Regions from separate parts of the Homo sapiens genome. Here region 1 is linked to region 2. A link is an interaction called in ENCODE POLR2A ChIA-PET data of the cell type or tissue named here. Cell type or tissue: GM12878. All regions are shown on one strand. Each heading gives the region's core, and the rest is flanking DNA. Links, peaks and the distances in the headings are about the cores only.

What was found. Peaks named below come from ENCODE experiments on the same cell type or tissue, not always from the same donor. Only the 100,000 strongest peaks of a DNase experiment are listed, where the experiment ranks them.
Region 1: POLR2A ChIA-PET joins it to region 2 with 5 read pairs; 2 of 35 experiments call an interaction of 5 or more read pairs at or near these places.

What each region holds. Positions count from the first base shown.
Region 1 is chr3:32,327,707-32,330,618 of GRCh38, forward strand. The region is part of intron 1 of CMTM8 (CKLF like MARVEL transmembrane domain containing 8); the gene reads left to right. Among named protein-coding and RNA genes, the nearest start is that of CMTM7, 63 kb to the right of the region's middle. In GM12878, for the core only: no CTCF peak of the experiment used is centred there; no DNase peak of the experiment used is centred there.
Region 2 is chr3:32,438,029-32,440,940 of GRCh38, forward strand. The region is part of intron 1 of CMTM7 (CKLF like MARVEL transmembrane domain containing 7); the gene reads left to right. Among named protein-coding and RNA genes, the nearest start is that of CMTM7, 48 kb to the left of the region's middle. In GM12878, for the core only: no CTCF peak of the experiment used is centred there; a DNase peak (open chromatin) is centred at 1,143; H3K27ac peaks cover 792 bases.

The DNA of each region.
Region 1 (2,912 bases), core at 308-2,807, 110 kb before region 2:
ATGTGGCAGGTCAAAAAGATTGAAGTGTAGAATATAGTGAGAGGAGAAACTGCCTGCACCCTCTTCAGTATTATGGCAGATTGGCCACCTTCTCCATGCAGATTCTTTTCGATTATAGTAATAGGTGAACTTATAATCAGTGAATATGAGAACCCATGAATACATATATACATTTGTATGCTATAAGGGTATGTGATTTTTGCAATCAAGAAAGCAATACTTGGCTGGGTGCAATGGCTCGTGCCTGTAATCCCAACATTTTGGGAGGCTGAGGCAGGAGGACTGCTTGAGCTCAGGGGTTTGAGACAAGCTTAGAAAACATAGTAGAACCTCATCTCTACAAAAAATTTAAAAATTAGCCTCATTTCTACAAAAAAAATTTTTAAGTGACGGCACAGTGGCCCATGCCTGTAATCCCAGCACTTTGGGAGCCCAAGGCACGTGGATCACTTGAGGCAGGGTTTGCCAAGACTAGCCTGGCCAACATGGTAAAACCCCATCTCTACTAAAAATACAAAAAATTAGCCAGGTATGGTGGCACACACCTGTAATCCCAGCTACTCAGAAGACTGAGGCATGAGAATTCATTGAACCCAGGAGGTGGAGTGAGCTGAGATCACACCACTGCACTCCAGCCTGGGTGATGGAGTGAGACCCTGTCTCCAAAAAAAAAAAAAAAAAAAAAAAAAGTAATCCCGGCTACTTGGGAGGCAGAGGTAGGAGAATCACTTGAGCTCAGGAGGTCAAGGCTCAAGGCTGCAGTGAGCTCTGATCGTGCCGCTGCAGTGAGCTCTGATCGTGCCACTGCACTCCAGCCTTGGCAACAGAGCAGGACCAAAAAAGAAAAAAAAAAAAAAAGCAACACTTAGTTGGTTTTTTGAAAAGATTGACAGAATTGACAAACCCTTAGCTCAACTATGAAAAAACAAAAATAACAACTATCAGAAGTGAAAGAAAAGACATTGCTAAAAAAAGTCAAAGTATCATAAAAGACTACTATGAACAATTATATGCCAACAAATTGGATAATCTAGAAGAACAGATAAACTTCTAGAAACCTACGACCTACCAAGACTGAATCATGAAAAATCTGAACAGACCCATAACTAGTAAAAAGATGGAATCAGTAACCAAAAACTTCCCAACAAAGAAAAGCCCAAGGCCAGATGGCTTCACTAGAAAATTCTACCAAATGTTTAAAGAAGAATTAACACCAGTCCTTGTAAAACTCTTACAAAAAATTGAAGAGAGAATGCTTTCAAACTTATTCTACAAGGCCATCATTACCTTGATACCAAAATGAGATAAAGATACTGTAAGTAAACAAAGATACTATACTACAAACCAATATCAATATTGATTCAAAAAAAAATTTTTTTTTTCCAATACAGAGTCTAGCTCTGTCACCCAGGCTGGAGTGCAGTGGTGCAATCACTGCAACCTCCACTTCGCAGGTTTAAGCGATTCTCTTGCCTCAGCCTCCTGAGTAGCTGGGATTACGGGTGCCCGCCACCAAGCCCGGCTAATTTTTGTATTTTTAGTAGAGGTGGAGTTTCACCATGTTGACCAGCCCGGTCTTGAACTCCTGACCTCAAGTGATCCACCCACCTCAGCTTCCCAAAGTGCTGGGATTACAGGAGTGAGCCACCATGCCTGGCCTCGTTAAAAAATTCTGAACAAAATACTAGTAAACCAAATTCAACGTAGTAAAAGGATTATATGTGTTCAACTGGGATTTATTTCTGAAATGCAAAGATGGTTCAACATGAAGACTGATGTAATACACCACATTAATGGAACGAAAGATAAAACCACATGATCATCTCAATTGATGCAGAAAAAGTACTTGGCAAAATTCAACACCGTTTCATGATAAAAACACTAAACACACTTGGAATAGAAGGAAATTACCTCAACATACTAAAGACCATATATGATAAGCCAACAGCTAATATCATATTCAGTGGTATAAAAAAGCTTTTTGTCTAAGACTAGGAATAGGGCAAGGATGTCTACTCTGACCACCTCTATTCAACATAAGACCAGAAGTCCTATCCAGGCGAGAAAGAGAAATAAAAGACATCCAAATAGGAAAAGAGTGATTATCTATGTTAACCAATGACATGACCTAGTACGTAGGAAACACTAAAGATTCTACCAAAAAAGCTGCTCAACTAATAAATTCAGCACAGTTGCAGGATACAAATTCAACACACAAAAAAATCAGTTGGCATTTCTCTGCACTAACAATGAGCAATCAAAAAAGGAAGTTAAGAAAATTCTATTTACAATAGAATCAAAAAGAATAAAACACTTAGGTAAAAGATGTTTACACTGAAAACTACAAAACACTGCTGAAAGAAATTAAAGGAGACATAAATAGAAAGACATTCTATGTTCATAGAGTGGAAAATGTAATATTGTTAAAATGTTCATATTATCAAAGATGATTCACAGATTCAGTGCAATCCCAGTCAAAATCCCAGTGGCATTTTTTTTTTTTTTTTTTTTGCAGAAATAGAAAAAAAATCCTAAAATTCCTATGGAACCACAAAGGACCCCAGAGAGCCAAAACAGTAGTAAGAAAGAAGAATAAAGCCACAGGCCCCATGCTTCCTGATTTTAAAAGGTGATACAAGCTGGGCATAGTGGCATGCTACTTGGGAGGCTAAGGCAGGAGACTTGAGCCTAGGAGTTTTGGGCTGTAGTGAACTATAATCTCACCTATGAATAACCACTGCACTCCAGGCTGGGCAACATAATAAGGCCCTTTTAAAAAATATGTATATGTTTGTTTTATATGTATATAAAACAAAGCTACAGTAATCAAAATAGTATGGTACTGGCATAAAGATAGACATATAGACCAATGGAACAGAATAGAGAGCCCAGTAATATACGCTCATATATGT
Region 2 (2,912 bases), core at 151-2,650:
CATCACTTTGAAGTTACTCTACACAGAAACATCTGTCTTCCAGGAGCCTCCCAGCTGCTTCACTCCGTCCTGAAGTCAGAACCCCTACCTCCAGTCCTCTCTGAATTCAGGCGTGTTTGTGCATTTGCTTTTCTAACTGGGAACACGAAGACACCTGAGAGGGTTGGAGCTGGCGGGAGGAGGGCAGGGATAAACACCCCAGCGCCTTTTCCCCACTATTGTCTTGTTCTTTCTTCCACTTCACCTTTGCTTTCTTTTTTAACTTGTATATTAAGTTCAGGGGTACTTGTGTAGGTTTCTTATATGGTAAACTTGTGTCATGGGAGGGGGTTGTTGTACAGATTATTTTGTCACCCAGGAATTAAGCTTCTAAATAATTCAGGGGGCCCCAGCATTTGCAGAAGTTACCTACTGGCTTTAGAAGAATTTCTGAAAAGTTTGATGTCAGTCAAATCTTTTTTTTTTTTTTAACTTAATATGCTGGCTAAGATGCTGGCTATTTAAAGTTGGAATGAATGAATCCCTGGGCAAAAAGGAAGCTTTTAGGAGCACGCATAAGCACACACCATACTCTGGCTAAATTAGATTTTCTAAAATTGGGCTTTCCTAAAGAAAGTCATATGGTAGATGGCCATAGGCCCAGTGAACCGAATTCAGAAAGTGTTATTTCATGAGCAAGTTTCCCAGAAAGGTTCGAGATGTTTCTGATAGAGCAGGAATGTACTTCCTACTACACAGTACTCAGCCCTGGAGGCTCAGAGCAGGAAGACCTGACCTGCACAGGCCCCTTTTGTTGGCTGGGAAACTTCCACATCCCTGTGTCACCATGAAAAAGAGCTAACTTTGTCTTCAACGACGAGTTGGAAAATTATTTTAATCTCTGCATTAAACTAGATGCAAAATTGCCTCTCTACCTAGGAATCACGCTGCATAATCCCACATTATCTGCATTTTCAGTCATGCCTTGAATAATGATACTTGAGTTCTTGAGGAGGTCATTGTGGGGCTGGGAAGACCCCTAGACTTCCCCATGTAGATGTGGCCTGGAAGTAAGACTAACGTAGCAGCAAAGCCCTGGCGATCATGCACACTCCTGAGTAAGGCAGAGGTGTGAATCATTATATCACCATGGCTGGCTAGCTTCAGAGGAACCGAAAAAATGAAAACACTTGCGTTGCTCATTAGCAAAGGGAAATACACAAATGTTGAGGGACTCTTTGTGTCACAGCCACACTCTTCTGTTTCGATCTGGTAAGCAGAGCACTCTCCATACCTGCTTCAAGCTTCCAGCTGAGAGTTCTCTTTTAGCTGTTGTACCTATTGCTGAGGATCTTGATAGTGGGCTAGCAACAAGGGGCTTTAGAAAATAAGAGCATTTCAGCATCAACTGTTTTAACTGGAGTAAGATCCATTTTGTGATTTGATTTGATTTTTATTTTTTTAGAGACAGACTTTCACTCTGTCTTGCAGGCTGGAGTGCAGTGACGTGATAATAGCTCACTGCAACCTCAACCTCCTAGGCTCAATTGATCCTCCCACCTCAGCCTCCCAAGTTGCTGAGACCACAGGTGCATGCCACCACGCCCAGCTAGTTTTTGTATTTTTTGTAGAGACAGGGTCTTGCTTGTTGCCCAGGCTGGTCTCAAACTCCTGGCTTCAGGTGATCCACCCGCCTTGGCCTCCCAAAGTGCTGGGATTGCAGGCGTGAGCCTGGGATGCCAGGCATGCACCAGGCCCCATTTTGTGATTTAATTCTCATTGTAGACTGACATTTTCTATAGCAGAATTTTTCAACAGTAGTACTGTAGTTGAGGGGCCACATTTGGGGCTGGAGATGGGTAACTCTTTACTATGGGAGCTCTCCTATTTATTGCAGGGTGCTTAGCAGCACCCTGGGCCTCTACCCACTAAATGCCAGTAGCAACCCCCATCCCCGCAAATTGTGTAAACCAAAAATATATACACACATTGCCAAATGTCCCATAGGACACAAAATCATATACCCATACGCTAACACACCCATACACTAACACCACACGCATACACACACACACACACACACACACACACACACACACTTTAAGACTCGCTGCTCTGGCCAGGCGTGGTGGCTCACACCTGTAATCACAGCACTTTGGGGAGCTGGGGCAGGCAGATTACTTGAGTTCAGGAGTTTAAGACCAGTCTGGCCAACATGGTGGAACCCCCTCTCTACTAAAAATGCAAAAATTAGCTGGGCATGGTGGTGCATACCTGTAGTCCCAGCTACTCTGGAGGCTGAGGCAAGAGAATCGCTTGAATCTCGTAGGCAGAGTTGCAGTGAGCCAAGATCATGCTACTGCACTCCAGCCTGGGCAACAGAGTGAGACTCCATCTCAAAAAAAAAAGAATCACTCCTCCATAGGAGAGAGGCAGTGTATAAAATAATCTTTTTTCTAAATTGGTTGTGCATTTTAAATAGATTCCTGGCTGGAAACAATGGCTTACGTCCATAATCCCAGCACTTTGGGAGGCCAAGGCAGGGGGATTGCTTGAGCTCAGGAGTTTGAAACCAGCCTGGGCCACATGGCAAAACCCCGTCTCTACTACAAATATGAAAATTAGCCAGGCATGATGGCACACGCCTGTAATCCTAGCTACTTGAGAAGCTAAGGTGGGAGGATGACTTGAGCCCAGGAAGCAGAGGTTGCAGTGAGCTGAGATTGGTTCACTGCACTCCTGCCTGGGGAACAGAGCCAGACTCTATCTCAGAAAAACAAAAACTAAATAACTAAATAAATAAGTAGATTCTAAGATTTTACACACATTGAATCCCGTGTGTTACTGGTTTGTTCCCTACATGGAGTAGACAGGTTTTCTCTTTGGCCTTCACGGAAGCTCAGACTGTTACTCATTCTACTTTCTTGTACTCA